2 separate regions of the Mus musculus genome follow, and region 1 is linked to region 2. A link is a loop called in an ENCODE intact Hi-C map of the cell type or tissue named here. Cell type or tissue: heart. All regions are shown on one strand.

Region 1 (8,000 bases), 380 kb before region 2:
TCCCTGCCCCGCCCCCTTTTCAGTTTCCCCAGGTATGTGGCTCTGTATTAGTTTTCTGGTCCCTGCCCTTAAACAGACTCCTTCATCGCCTGTGCTCTGACCACGCTGCTCTGGCTTCCTCAGTGTTCTTTAAGCAGGCTGAGGACCTGTTCCTGCCTCAGGACCAACCTCCGAGCCAGCTGCTTTGTATCTGGGTCAGCCTCACAGAAGTTGCGTGCAGGGTCATTGCAATACGCGTGGTCAGCGATCACACGGTTGTTGCAGCAGGAAGCAGTTCAGCGCCTGATGGGGAAGCAAGGTCAGAGGACAGGGAGACCAATTTCTCCTGAAACCTTTGGAGTATCATTGTCCCACATCCTCCAGAATGCAACCCCAGGTGAATGTTGCACACCTCTGAGTTGTACAAATCGTGAGTGTCCCAGGTCAGGAGAAACACACGCCAGGGTTAGATTGGCGGGAACTCTGAAAACCCAGTGGCGGGCCACGGTGGTGGAAGGGATGTTCTGGAATGTGGGCAGGGTTGCTGGGAAGCCCTCCAAGGGTCTGTGTTCCAGCTTGATAACTTTCTTTCGCTGCTTGATTTACCTTTTCATGAAAGTATCTCGAAAGGCAAAACAATCGAAGGGGGAGGGGCTTTCTTCCTTGCCACGCCCTCACCTGCTTTGGAAGGATAAACCAAAGGATCATCAGATGACTAGAGAATTGAGGACAATAAAAACACTGCGTGCTTGCCTTCATCTGGAGTACTGTAGCATTTTGCTGTCTGCCACCAGGTGGCGGCAGAGTACCACAGTTTGACCCAACGACCCAGGGTGGGGATGCGGGGGAGACATAACAGGACCCAGTGACAGGGAAATGCCTGATCTACCCGAAGCTCCTGCTGTCACTCATAACACATTTTTTTTTAAGTGAGAAATGAAATAGAAAACAGGTTTCATCCTATGCCTTCCTAGGTGGACCCCATGATCTAACTGTTCCAGGCCCTCTGTGCTTTTCACGGCAGAAAACACCCTGGTCCCATCTCCCGACTCACTTCTTCAAATTTACCTGCATTTGGGAGCTCCCAGATAGAGACTTTACCTTATCAGTTTTGTTAATTTAGACAATTGCCAAAGTTGTCCATCAGGCCCTGATGTGTGTAAGTCTATGGTGTAAATTGCTGAGAGTCCTTAGCGATGTGGGCATGCTACTGCACACACACACACACACACACACACACACACACACACACACACACACCAGGGGCTGGGACCCACCCGATGCGGAGTGCAGGAGGCATTGTGTCCTGATGATGCTGTACCTTTGTTACCAGCGATTTGCTTTGATTGTGTGTGTGTGTGTGTGTGTGTGTGTGTGTGTGTGTGTGTGTATGTCAGAGGTCAGAGATTGATAGTCACTCATAGGCTGTACTGGCTGGACATCGGGTCCCTCAGGAGCCTGTTGTGTCTCCTTACTGCTCTGCTGGGTTTACAGGCCTGCCCTGCCATACTGTCACCCTGGGGCTTTTAATGGGCCCTGAGGATAGGACCCAGGTGCTCAGGCCTGCAATGCAAGTCCTTTATTAGATGAGCCATCTCTCGTGTTCATGAATCAATTTTTAGTAATAATTGTATCCAACATTGTTTCCTGCAGGGGATTCAGAGCTGGGTGCCACACACCATGGGCTTGGGCTGTCCCCACGGGAGATTACACACCCAACCCTCTGGTGAAGCCACCAGGACACAGTAAAGGGCTGTGGTCATTTTTTTAAAGACCAGTGTCCCTCTGGAGTCAGTGAGGTGGTGACATTCCACAGCTCTTTTCCTTCCGTGTTCTCTTCACTAGGAACCAGGGCTAGCTTGGGGGCATGGGAAGGAAGCTGCCTCTCTCGCTGACTGGGAGATGAATGTATTCCCTTCAGCTTCTCTGGTGGAATGGTCTGTACAATTCTCCTAGGGACTCAGACCTGCAGGCAGCTGCATTCAGTCTGGGCCCTTTTAATTAGCAGTTCAGCGTCCTTGGCCCACTGCCCTCTGGAGGATCCAAGCCTGTTTCCTTAACAACAACAACAACAATGGGAGGAGGAGGAGGAGGAGGAGGAGGAGGAGGAGGAGGAGGAGGAGGTTGCTGTGGCTGCTGTGGGGTCCCAGGTCTGTCAGATGGGAAAGGGTGGAGTGTGTGACCAGTGAGGGGCTCATCTTTGCAGAAGCAGGCGTTGTTCTTTCCAGCTTCAGGTTCTTGGAAGCAGACTTCGTGTGGGGAAGGTCCTGTATCTGCTGATGCCCTATAGCACGGACCAAATTCCTTTTACAAATGTTAGGAGCTGGGCAATGGTAGACGGTATGGAAGGATGCCAGGTCAAAGCTATTTAGCGGGTATCAAGGAGCATAGCGTGCTTGGGCTGGCTGCCTCTGGCTTCTTCTATTCCCTCCTGTGCCTGGGTTCCTCTGGCGGGTGTGTGGGAGTGAGGCACTCCCTATGGCTCAGCCAAGTGCCCCTGTACTGGCCAGGAAGAGACCTGTGTGAGGTGTGACCTCTGGCCCCAGCAGGGCTGGCTGCCCGAAAGAAAAGCTGAGGCCATGAGGAGAGAGTGGCATGGAGCTAACCACTGTGCCCACCCCTTCTGTGGTAGGAAACTGCAGGAGGGGTTTGCTGTAGTACACCTGGCCCGACACTCAGCAGCTGAGGGGTGTGTGTGTGTGTGTGTGTGTACACATGTGTGCATGCTGATGGCCATGCAGCCTGTCAGCCAGCCACAGTGGGCATGCACTGCCATTCTCCTGACATTACACAGCCCTGATTCTGATTAGCTTCCCAAATCTCATTTGCTCTTCTGTGCCCAATCTGAACTTGGGAGTCACAAGGGGAGAATTCTAGGAAACAATAGTCTAAATTTTAAGTCGACTCGGGGAATTCTACTGCATTCTTTTTATGCTGCCGTGTGTGTGTGTGTGTGTGTGTGTGTGTGTGTGTGTGTGTGTGTGTGTGTGTGAGTTACTCAATTACTCACCAGGCTGTTCCAGGGCTTATGTCTTTGGATTGTATGGTCTCCACTAAATGACTTGACAGACTCCTGGGTAGTCTATAAGCAGGGTCACTGTACTGCAACCAGCCTGACACTAGGGCTCCAGGATCTGAGCCTGCTCTTAGCCTCTGGGTTTGCCGAGTGGAGTCCCAGCCCTGACTCTGCCTGCAGTTGTAGTGTCCTCATCTGGAATGATCCTGTGGGTAGGGGAGGTCTATAAAACTCCTGACTCCTGCAGCTGCCCACCGGGAATCAGGAGCAGTTGTGACTTTTCTCTCCTTATTCCACCAGAGGGAGTCATATCTAGTGTTTGGTTTCTGAAGCCTGGGGTTTCCTTGAGAGAAAGCAAAGGAGGTGCTGGGGAGAGTTGAACACACACGCTGAAGCAATTAGCAATTAGAGATGTGTGCTTACAGTTCCTAGGTCACCTCCATCTGCCAAAGCCACCCTTTGCCTGCCAAGCTCACTGCGGTCACCGGAGTCAAGCGCTGTAGGGAGAGGCTGGCTTCCTGGCCCTCGTGTGTGCTACTCTGTCAATGTGGGACACCAAGAGTCCCCTCTCCAGTCTCAGAAAGGCCCTTTCTAACGAATCTCCATAAAATAACAACCACCAAATTTACTCCATGCTAAATGAAGAGGTTTTAAGTTGTGGTAGAAGATATGGAAACATAAAATGTTTACCACTTTAACCACTGGAAATTTAAAGTTGAGTGAAATACATTAAACATAATTTGCATTGCTGCATGTTGAACTTCATTCAGGACCTCCCATGGGCAAGATCAGTCTGCCGCTGAGCTGACTACCTGGCCCGAGCTGCTGTGTGTGCGTGTGCTTGTATGTGTTCCAGTGTTAAATGTATGGGTGGGCATGCACACATGGAGACGTGTGGAGGCCAGGGGTCGTATCAGCAAGTGTTCCCCTCAATTACTCTGCAGCTTATTTTTTGAGACAGGGCTCCTCAATGACCCTAGAGCTCATAGATTCAGCTAGACTGCTAGCCAACAAGCCCGAGGGATCCTCTCTCTTCACATCCCCAATGCTGGAAATAGACTTTTTACCTAGTGCCAGGGACAGAACCCAGGTCCATTATGCTTATGTGGCAAGCACCTTATTGGCTAAGTCTTCTCCCTCAGCCACCTTAGTTGTTTTTAAGTGAGAGGTTTAGTAACCAATGTAAAATACACAATTAACCCTCAGGGCTCACACAGTCTGCAGAGTCTTTAAAGAAGGGATCACTTCGTATCAGGGGACCGAAACCCTAGGAGTGCATTTGCATTCAACATTGGAGGAAGGTTATGTTTTCTGCGTGCCTTAACGTCTTGTTCATTAACAAAATTAACCAACCACTTTGCTTCCTATAGGTGATGTGTTTATAAAAAAAAGATAAAGAGAAGGGGGATTTGTTCTATGGGGGGGTGGTGGTGAGGTATGGGGCAAGCAGGGTGTCTCAACGGGCTCATGCCAAGGCATCCCTTCCCCCTGGGGGACCAGTCACAGGACAGTAGAGTATAGTATAGAATAGAGTTTATTCAGGGCGTGGGAAGGAGAGTTAAGAGGGCAGCAGAGGCAGAGAGCAAGAGTAGAGGAGTAGAGGGCCCCCATGAGCACGTGGAGAGAGGGGGGAGGGGGAGGGGACAGAGGAGGGAGCAAGAAGGCAAGAGACAAAGAGGGCAAGAGACCAAGAGAGGGAGGAGTGGGGCAAGCAGCCCCTTTGATAGTGGGTCAGGCCCACTTGACTGTTGCCAGGTAACTGTGGGGAGGCGCATACCTGGCTATTGCCAGTTAACTGTGGGGTGGAGTTTAGACAGAATGCTAATAATAGGTCCTCCTGCGCTAACAGTTTTTTGACGTCCCTTTCAGCTGCAAACATTGTTAGTACTAGACACACAGGCCTCACAAGATGAACGCGCTCAATGAGGTCAAGTGACCGAAGAGCAGATAAAGTAGGACTTTTAGAAGAGTAAACCTGGACACTATGCCCCTCCTTAGATTTGGGAACAAAACACCCATGGAAGGAGTTACAGAGACGGAGTTTGGAGCTGAGATGAAAGGATGGACCATGTAGAGACTGCCATAGCCAGGGATCCACCCCATAATCAGCATCCAAACGCTGACACCATTGCATACACTAGCAAGATTTTATTGAAAGGACGCAGATGTAGCTGTCTCTTGTGAGACTATGCCGGGGCCCAGCAAACACAGAAGTGGATGCTCACAGTCAGCTAATGGATGGATCATAGGGCTCCCAATGGAGGAGCTAGAGAAAGTAGCCAAGGAGCTAAAGGGATCTGCAACCCTATAGGTGGAACAACATTATGAGCTAACCAGTACCCCGGAGCTCTTGACTCTAGCTGCATATATATCAAAAGATGGCCTAGTCGGCCATCACTGGAAAGAGAGGCCCATTGGACTTGCAAACTTTATATGCCCCAGTACAGGGGAATACCAGGGCCAAAAAGGGGGAGTGGGTGGGCAGGGGAGTGGGGGTGGGTGGATATGGGGGACTTTTGGTATAGCATTGGAAATGTAAATGAGTTAAATACCTAATAAAAAATGGAAAAAAAAAAAAAAAAAGAGTAAACCTAGCGATTCTGCAAGCCTCGCGGTGGCTTGGGGGCAGTGCTGGGTGAAGGGGTGGAGCTTCCCAGGGGCGGGACTTGATGCGGGGCGGGGCTTGCCCAACTAAAGCTAGCGGCTCAGAACAGGCTCATTCAGGTTCCCTCTGGTGAGCCTCCAGTTGTGGAGCCTTGTCTTTTGAGCAAATACAGAGATCAGGAAGGTAGCTCCTGCTTCTCTCCCTGTCGGGTAAGGAAACCGAAGTATCTCCTTTGTCTTTAAGACCCCACTAAAGAACGTGGTGCTACCCAGCTTAGGTGGCCCCTTTCCCTAGCGATGAGGGTGAGTGTTGTGGAGGATAGCTCAGCTGGCAGCGAGGAAGAGAGAGGGCCAATGCGAGGCTGGGCCTCTTGGTGAGGAGGGTGCAGCCCGGGCCATGGAGATTCTCTTTGTAGGATTAGCCTGCCAGGGCCTCTGTGTGTGTGTGTGTGTGTGTGTGTGTGTGTGTGTGTGTGTATCTCATGCAACTCCGGTCAATAGCATAGGTAGGCCAGGTGAGCCAGGAAGAGTGGTCTGTGACCTTTACAAGAGAACGAACTTGTGTCATCTCACACGAGGGAGAGAGGGGGATGAGGGGGGAAAGAAGACTAGCAGGAAGCAGATTCCTGTTGTAGCTCTCATCCTTATCTCAGTTCTCAGACGGAGGAGCGCCTGTGTTGTTTCTTCAGAGGTGACTGGGTAGAGTGTTTTTAACACTGGTGACGGGCAGGGGGAGGATCCAGCATAGGCAGGGCCACTGGGGCAGTAACTGATTTCTTAAACCTTAGGGTCTTGGGCTATAAAGGAGAAGCGGCCTTTGCCTCCTGCAGGTGTTGTAGAGATTAAACTATCTATAGCACTTTGATAGGGATCTGGCCCAGATGCCTTGGCCTAGAACCAGCTGAGACTCATCGTTTGTACGTGTTAAATCTATCTCTCCACTCGACCTAGCAGGCTGCGATGGGGCACTCTGCTCTATGTGATGGGAGAAGAGGCTCTGCCAGGGTTTAGATTTAGTCGACCCCCAAAGTGGAAGTAAGGAAGCTTTGGGCTGGTATTGCGGGCCTCCGGTATGGCTGGGTGGAGGAGGAGACTAAAGAGCCACAGCGGAGTGAAGGTGATCTGGCCAGGGCACACCTACCTCCAGGAGGGGACAGTCTTGGAGGAATGCGATTGGCTGTTGAGTTACTTCCTTCTAGAGCAGGTGGTTAAAAAGCGAGGACACCCATGGGCTTGGCCGCTTCTGCAGGCCACTGGCTCGCTTTCTGCTTTTCCACAGGGGCCTCTGGACAGGACAGTGGTATGAGGCTGCTCGGATCTTCTAGAATTGTGAGTCAAGTGATTTTCTTTTGAAGTGATTGTCCATCTTTGTTCTCATAATTTAAAAAATGACATTAATATATTATTATTATTATTATTATTATTATTATTATTATTATTAACTGAAATTCTCAGAAAAAAAGACTCTACCAGGCTGACTGACTGATTACAACTTTGTGTTTGTGGAGAGCTGAGATGTTAACAGAGCCCAGATCAAACTATGTTGGGGTTCTTTTTAGCTTTCCTTACTAGCAATCTATGGCACCCATCTCTGTGTCTGGCCTAGATCCTTGGGACTGTCCCATGAACCCTTTTAGGATTTAACACATCACCGCTTTCTACCAATGCTAAGGAACGCGTCAGATTCCGCCCATGCATTTGAAAAGTGCGTGGATCTATAGTTCTCATTTGTTCTATAATTATGAAGACTCCATGAAACTGTTACCACATTGATCCTGGCATTTGATAGCTGCATTCCTAGGTTATGATAGCTCACATCTGGTTCTAAAGCAGTGATTCTCAACTTTCCTAAGGCTGTGACCCTTTAATAAACATAAAATTATCTTTATTGCTACCTCATAACTGTAATTTTGCAACTGTTGTGAATATAAATATGTAAATATGTAAAAATAATAATGTAAATATCTGACAGGCAGGATATCTGCTATGGGACCCCTGTGAAAGTCCTTCAAATCCCAGAGACGGTCATTATCCACAGGTTGAGAACCACTGCTCTTGAATAAATTCTCTCTTCCCTTTGAGATTAGAGCTCAACTTCTGTATTAGTCAGGGTTGTCTAGAGTCACAGAACTTATAGGTCATCTCTATATAGTAAAGGAATTTGTTGATGACTTACAGTCTGCAGTTTGACTCCCAACAGTGGTCAGCAGCAGCTGTGAATGGAAGTTCAAGGATCTAGCAGTTGCTCAGTCCCACAAGGCAAGCAGGCGAAGGATAGAGAGAGAGTCGTCCTTCTTCCAGTGTTTCGGGTTGACAGTTACCCTGTGATGTTTTGATGTAGAGGTATCAATAAGAAAAACAACTTCTGGGATATCCTAGATTTAATTACTGAAGGCCAGAG
Region 2 (8,000 bases):
CTTACAGCTGAGTATTGTCTTGTAAGAGTAATGAGATGATAACATTTGCAAGATGCTCTAGATGCTTCGATAAATCTCACCAAATAGGGCTCAGTGGATATGGTAACTTTCCAAAAATCAGGAAGGGACCTAGGAATCAGTAGAAGTTCATTTTTATTTTGTCTGGTCCACTAGATGGTAGAATGTTTCATCAGTCATTATACTGCGTTTCACACTTTAAACGTGTACAACACACCCCACACGTTTTGTCTGCATTCTGTCCTTCCTAAAGGTCATCCAAGGTCATCTGGGTGGGGTTGACCTTAACTGTATGGAGGAAGAAATTAAAGCACAGAAATTAGGAGTCTGATTACCCGTTAATTAATCCACTCATCTGTTTTATAAATATTTATGGAATAAATATGAATGGGAGGTGTTAAGATGCAGAGTGTTTAAGTGACTGTCTGAATGTTCCAGAATGACTTAAGGGCCAAGCAGAAAGGGGAAAATTTGGTTCACATCATTGCGTTCCTGATAGGAGGGGAGAACGCTTACAAACCTGCTAGGGCTTCTTAGCAACTACTGACCTTGGATGAGGATAACTGCAGATTCAAATTGTCCTGCCGTTCATCTTTGCTCCCCATCACGTACTTATTAGCTTCTTAGGAGGCAGTTTCTAAAAAGCTCCCTGTATTTGGAAGCTGCTGAAAAGCTAATGAATTTCATCTGACTTAATCAGGAGGTAAATGTGGGAAGAGATGACAAGAGCATTCGAATCAGTTCACTGTAAGATTGTCAGGGGAAGATGGCATCTCATGTAATTCAGGCTAGTCTCCAACTTGCCATGCTGCCAAGCCCGGCTTTGGTCTCCTGATCCTCCTGCCTCTACTTCCCAAGTGCTGCGATTACAGACTTGTAACTACTGCATCTAGATTGACATGCAATTTAAAGGAAAATAATGGTTAAGAATGGGATGTAATTTCCCAGAGCGCATAAACTTTCTCCTCTCACCTGTAATATGGATACCCCTCGGCTATCAGTGGCTAGACTTGTCTTAGAAATAGAATCTTCTACTGTTGCCAGGGGAGAGATTAATTTGAAATTATTTGTTTCTTTGAATCACTCATATTTAGATAAAACCACGTGATATGGTAGGTATGTTGTCTACATGTTCTAGCTCGGAGGACAAAATAGGAAATAAGCAATTAAACGTTATGGTTTTTGCAAGCTAGAGGATCTCTGTGGGTTGGGGTGCATCACCTTGTCGCCCACCGATGTTTTGCCTGGATTCATTCTCGTGTAGATATTTTAACTAATGCCACAGTGCTAACGATAAGTCTCAGACTTGCTCATCTTACAAAACACCTTCGGTTATTCTCTGCACCTGTTAAAGGTCAATGAGGGTATGTGTAGCAAACTGTGGGTGGTGGTGGTGGATGAGAGCCAGCTGTCCAACTTCCAGACATGCTGACAGAGTAGCATTGTCCTCACGAATCTACCAGCATCTGGTCTTCAGTTTTATATTTCCAGAAAGGCTGTTTTTATCTGTGCTTCAGCATTTATCTGACTCACGGAGACTGACTTGGGCTCAATAAGCGCTCTCTCTCTCTCTCTCTCTCTCTCTCTCTCTCTCTCTCTCTCTGTCTCTCCCTCTCCCTCTCTCTCTCCCTCTCTCTCCCTCTCTCTCCCTCTTTCTCTGTCACACACACACACACACACACACACACACACACACACACACACACAGAGTCCAGAATTCTAATTAGTTAAATTTGAAGCACAGTTCAGATAGTTGTGTCAGCCTAATGAAGCATTCTCTCTCTGTGGAAGCCATATGGAGAGCCAGCTTATGATCTGAATTTTTGGACTCTGAACAAGGGGAATTAAATGATCGCGGTGATTAATGGCCCCAAGCTCTGGAATGGGACTCTTGTAGGTGACAGAGACACAAGGTCATCATAGTCAAAGGGTAAGTTTGTCAAAAGACGGCATGCAAAATCAGTGAGGGAGCCTGCCGTTAGGATTCCGGTCCTGTGGCGTTTTCTTCATTAGCTTCTTCCCTAAAGTAGAGACATTGCATATGTAGCTCCCGTCTCGGAAGAGTGACTGGCCCTTTTCTTTCGGTTTCTACTAAGGGAAAATCCCAAAAGAGATGCCTGAGTCTGGCTTTGGGCCTATCAGCTCTAGACAGGAAAGACAGAGGTAAAGCAGAGGCACAAGGCTTCTGGCACCCAGAGGTCCTCAGTCATGGCTTAACTCACTGTAGGCTGCCATTGAGTCTGTGTAGACACAGAGGTCTTCCGGCTGTACTCTAGACCTGACAGATCTACCTTTAACCCCACATTCACAGGATTTCTGACACACCAGGGGCATATGAATACTCATCCTTTCACACCTTCAGAAATGTTTATAAAGGTTCTTTATTAATAATCTAATGTAAATAAAATGGTACTGCACTATATTTTTTTTTTACTTTACAATCCACTAATTACTGGACTTATAGTTTAATTTATTGTTCCACAGCAATGACCCTTCCTGATTTCTTTTGCAAATCGCCTGTGTGTACCTTCAGTTGATTTTCTTATTGGAAAATTTAAAAACTCATTTACAAAAGCTTTAACATTTTTTATTCTGGGGACTAATTCTGTCTTGGTAAAATGTTCGCAAATATCTTCTTTGAATTCTCTTGGTAACTTTATGTATGGCATTGTTTTGACTATTGGAAGAAAAGACATACTATATGAAATATCAAACTGTTAACCTCTTAGAAGCTGCATATCTCGTGTATAATGCCCGCGCCTGCTTGTAAGGTGAGACTAGCCAGTCGTTGCAACATTATTTTGCTCACACTTGGTCACTGAGCCCTTCCCATCAGAGCTGCGCCATGCTTAAGCAGCTGGATTTCTGAGCTCTGTAGTCTATCCAGCTGGTCTGTTTGTATACGCCTTCAGCAGCGGCACTGTCTAATTACTGTGACATTATTCCACTCCTTTGTACCTTGTGGGATGAGTTGAGCCAGTCTGTTCTTCTTTTCTAAATTGTCATCCTCCCACCTCCATTTTATGGAATTCTATGTCTATTAGAATTTCTTTGTCAAGTTCCAAGGTATACCTTGTATTCTGAGTCACGACATTTAATCAGTCAGGTGACAAAATGATCATCATCAATGAGTTGTCTCATTCATAAGTAAAGAATTATTCTAGAACCAACAAAACTTTATAAGTTCTCCTTTATAGATGTATCCTATAGCTTTAGTTGTATCCGTTCTTCTAGGAAACTTGGAGAATATGGTACAGTTGTGAGCACTTTCCCTCTCCACATTTCCATTCTTTGTTGGCTGATACATGGCTAAACTCCTTTGTACAGCAATCTTGTATCTGATAACCTTGTTTAGAACTTGCTTGGCATGTTCTCTGGGATTTTAAATTTTTTTCCTCTTAAGAGAGCAGCATTTTGCATTCCTACTCAAAGTATTGTGCACTCATTCTTGTTCCATTTTCTGGGCTCTGCATTACACCTTTAAAGACACAGGCTGATAGAGGGCTCCATCAGCGATGGGGAGCATTTCAGGAGGAAAGAATACTCATGGGCTTAATTTTGCTGCCCTCATAGTAGAGTTACCTATTTCTGCTTATTTTAATGTTGTTGGGTTTTCCCACAATCCCAGGTCATCCCATCCAGGTACTACTGCTGAGGGAAATGGGAAGAGCGGGAAGTTTGCTTATTATCTTAGTTCAAGAGTGCCATCTTCTGTTAATCCACTGAAGCAACGTTTAATTGACACGGGGTGGGGTAGGAAGTGGAGACCTGCTGCCACTGTGGGGCTGTGTTACAGCTCCAAGATCCTTAATTTCTTAATTGCCTCTCTCTGTTTCCAAAACAGTGCATTCCCAGAACTGTCATTCTGTTCATTCCTGCTTGAAAACAGTGGTTCAAATCCTCCCATCGAAGTACCTCTCTCCATCAGGGTAGGATGCTGTTTTTGGAGGAGATGTCTATGGTGTTCTGTCTACCCACAAGCCCTTGTTACCTTCTCTTCCCCTGAAATTCCTGCCAGAATCTGGTCCCATGTGGGCTTTAATTTAGCTCTAGAGGCAGGATTTAAAAAAAAAAAACCTATCCACACACAATTTGAAGCTTGTAGAGTCAAAGTCAAGATGATAGCAAGTGTAAAGGTCCCCTCTGGTTTTTATTCACAATTCTAGAATCAGAAAATACCTCATCCTACGAAAGAAAACAGAGTGCTCCCGTGAGCTAAGCAGACAAGGCTCTTTTGATAGAGAGCAGAAACAAAAGACTTGAATTGCTTTTGTTCTTTGTAAAGGTTAAAATATTCTGGGTCCCCATATCCTTGAAAGAACATATAAAATAATTTAGTTGGGGATGGCAGGCATAGAATTTGACACAAACCGGTTCCACTTTGATTTGGTCTGTTGGGTCTGGAGCAGGAGTGGCTAGGAACTTATTTAAAATAGTGTTTCCCATGCTCCACTATGTTCTCCTTAGGGACAAGTGTGCAAATTCGTTCTCTTTGTTGTTGACCTACCCTTGTTTGTGGTTTTTGGAGGCTATGGGTAGACTTGGGACTAAGAAACCAATGGCAGGAAGGATGTTTTACAGTCTCTCCTCTGTGACTGTGTTTTATCTTTGGAATCCCGCCTTTTTCTGCCTTACATATCTTACATATTGTACGTGTAGTGATGTAGGATTCCTAGGCATATTCTTGGTGAGTTGTTCTTTTAATCATGGGTAACGGTCGCTAGAGCCAGTGATTTTTACATTTTTTTTCCTTTTCCATATCCTATTATTGGAAGAATATATCTCTTGGCTAAGACTTAATTGTGTGTTTATATATTTTTTTGCTTTTATGCTTTCTTTGAAAATAATTTTATGTTAAGTATTAAGGCATATAGATGGACTTTTAAGAAATAGTGTGATATTCAATTTAAGGCCAAAAATATTAAATCCTTCACTATTTTGAGTTGCTAAATTTTTCCTACTTCTTTATTTTCCATCTCCTTCCTTTCTTTCTTTCCTTCTTTCTTCCTTTCTATTAAATTGATCATTTAAATTTTATTTACTGATTTGAAGATTAAATTATTGGACATCTGATTCATTTTATTGTTTTGTTTTGTTTTCTTTTCTTTTGTTTTTGAGACAGGGTTTCTCTGTGTAGCCCTGGCTGTCCTGGAACTCATTCTGTAGACCAGGCTGGCCTTGAACTCTGAAATCTACCTGCCTCTGTCTTCCAAGGGCTGGGTTTAAAGGCATTCACCACCACTGCCCAGCCTGTTTCATTTTGTAATTTTTGTTTATCCCTTGATAATTTCATGTGTTATAGAATTTATCTATACTTCCATCCTCCTCACTCCTCTGGTTCCCACACCATATGTCTACCTTCCACCTTTTCTTCTGCTCTTACTCTTCCTTCTTCCTAATTTTCTATTTTTTTCTAGCAACCCACTGACCACTGGGTCCAGTTAGTACTGCCTGCATACTCACTAAGATAGGTCTATCCACCAGAGCATGGCTAAAGCCCCAAAGAAGAAAAATGACATCCCTCCCCTAACAGCTACCACTTGCCAGTAGCTCTTCTCCTCTTCATGCTGGAATGTTGACTGACTATGCAGGTCTTATGCCAATAACCACAGCTACCTTGAGTTCATAAAAGCAATGACTATGTCATGTCTGGAAGACATTACTCTACACAGAAGTCCTCCCCATCTTCAAAATCTTCAATTCTTTCTGCCCCCCTTTTATGTGATATTTTCTGAGCTTTGAGGTATATGGATGGATATTGATAAGGAACCAATTTAGATCTGAGCACTCAACAGTCACTTATTCTCAGCATTTATGACCAGTTATGAGACTCTACACAGATTGCTTTTTACTGAAAAAGAAGCTTCTCTGACCGAGGTTGAAAGCTGTGCTATTTAAACATAAATTTTGAGAAGATAGTTTGATGACATGCCCAATTATCAGAACAGTACTAAGTTCCCTCCTAGGGCCTTTGACCTCCCCAACCATGGAGTTTTAGTTTTAGGGTTACAGTACCAGGCATGAATTCCCCTCTGTGGAGCAATCCTCAAGTCCAACTGGAAGGCTATTGGTTATTTCCATAACAGTCATGCCACTGTTGCTATGGTAGAGAAGATGGCATTATTGCAGGCAGAGTCCACTGATTGCTTTTCTCTCCCAGTGGTCTACATAGCATCTTCTAGCACTATAAATGCTATCTGGCAGGGAGAAAGTATCCAGGTTAGTTCCTGTTTGATTTCCTTTGTGTCCTTTAACCACTGTTCATTGTGTCTTCAGCAAATTATCTTACCATATAGCCATAGTGGACAACCAAGAGAAATGGCAGTAGTTTGAGTTGTTTTGGGGGGCTCTAATTTAATATGCTATCTCTTCTGGAGGAAGCACTTTTTCCCTCTTACAGGCTACCTATGTTCAGACTTCTTTTTAAACTGTATTTTTAGTTAGTTTACAAAGGAGTAGATTTTCATAAGACTTCTTTCATACAGTCCTAATTTTAGTTGACCCACCCCAACCCCCTCCTCCTCATCTCTTTATCCCCATCTTTACTTAAACCTTTAACGCTAGCATGCCCCTGACCACATCCTGTGACTTTCCTATCACATATGTTCTACTATCTCTTCCCCCTCCTTTTAGGACTTCTCTCCTCTCACGTGAATTTCTAGTTTTGTTCTTTCACTCAGAGGCACTCAAACTCAAGTGTGTATCAGAATTCTCTAGAGGGATTGTTAAACTTCAGAATGCTGAGCCCTGCCCATAGAGATTCTAATTCAGTAAATTGGGATAAGACTCAATTGCAATCATACCCTGGGTTTCACGTCAGCAGATTCAATCAATCTTGGAATGAAAATAATTGAAAGGAAAACAACTCTTGGCTAAACATGTACAGACTTTAAAAAAATAATTATTTCTGAAACAATGAAGTGTCTACGCTACTTAACATTTACAGTATGTTAAGTAGTATAGGCAATCTAGAGGTAACTTACAATGTATAGAAGGATGTGCTTGTGCTATACACACATACAAATGTACAGAAGGCACTTGAGCATCTAGAGTTTGCTATCCACTGTGTCTTCCTCCAAACACAGGAAAGACTGAATTCTCATAACTCTCAAGCTCTCGGGCACTGATGCTGCCAGGAAGCAACACTGAGAAAGCTGGCAGTAGTTGCTGGTTACCACCAAGCTAAATCTTCCACCCAGATCCATTAGCCTGCCTAAATTGGATTTTGTTGTTTTGAACAAAACAACAACAACAACAACAAACAAACAAACACAACAGCAACAAAAAGAAAACCAAGAAAATCTAGATATTTTCTTTGACTATCCATTTCTAAAATATTGCTGGGAACACAAGTACAGTTTCATTTTTATAGAAGAACAAATTATTCTTTACCCAGAATTCTAAATATAGGAACTAGGCTCCTTTTGGCTTGTAACTGGGGTTTGCCTAGTCTCCTTAATGTGCAAGTACAGTGAGCCTAGGATCACTTTGCTTACTCATTACCTATAGTTAAAACTCTGCCCTGGAGGCTTAGGATGTCAGCTCTCTTGGTTTTCATAGTGTGTGTCTTCATCTCCATCACTCTAGAGACTTCCTTTTGAACTGGGCTAGCTTACATTCCCAGTGGAAGACAAACGATTCATCTAGCATTTCTGTATGGTTAGGAGGTAGAGGCTGGGGACAGTCTATGATCTTAGACACCTTGGTATCTATCACAATCTCTTTAGTCATTACCTAGCACAGAATGTGGGGCATGAGGTCAAAGGATTTTTGAGGGAGAAAGTGGATGATAGAATCTGGAGACCACAGAGCACCTAGGATTCAAACATGGGACTTGGTAGCTATAAGTGCTAGGACAGGAGCACATTGCCTTGTGAAGAATTAGAAGTAATTGAAGGAATGCTTGCTGAAGACAGGTAGAACTGTGGAGGGCCTGGGAAGACTGGACTTAAAAAATTTTATCAGTGTCGATCTTTCCTGAA

The links. A loop is a pair of places that touch in the nucleus more often than their neighbours do. Peaks named below come from ENCODE experiments on the same cell type or tissue, not always from the same donor. Only the 100,000 strongest peaks of a DNase experiment are listed, where the experiment ranks them.
Region 1: it touches region 2 in a loop (6-fold over the local background); 15 of 42 quality-filtered maps call a loop at or near these places.

Annotation. Positions count from the first base shown.
Region 1 is chr19:23,954,488-23,962,487 of GRCm38, reverse strand. No RefSeq gene overlaps it. Among named protein-coding and RNA genes, the nearest start is that of Gm34076, 41 kb to the right of the region's middle. In heart, CTCF peaks have their summits at 773 (motif pointing right) and 3,291 (motif pointing right); DNase peaks (open chromatin) are centred at 757, 1,977 and 6,827; H3K4me3 peaks cover 339 bases; H3K27ac peaks cover 2,566 bases.
Region 2 is chr19:23,572,617-23,580,616 of GRCm38, reverse strand. The region is part of intron 4 of 1700028P14Rik (RIKEN cDNA 1700028P14 gene); the gene reads left to right. Among named protein-coding and RNA genes, the nearest start is that of 1700028P14Rik, 76 kb to the left of the region's middle. In heart, a CTCF peak has its summit at 3,729 (motif pointing left); no DNase peak of the experiment used is centred here.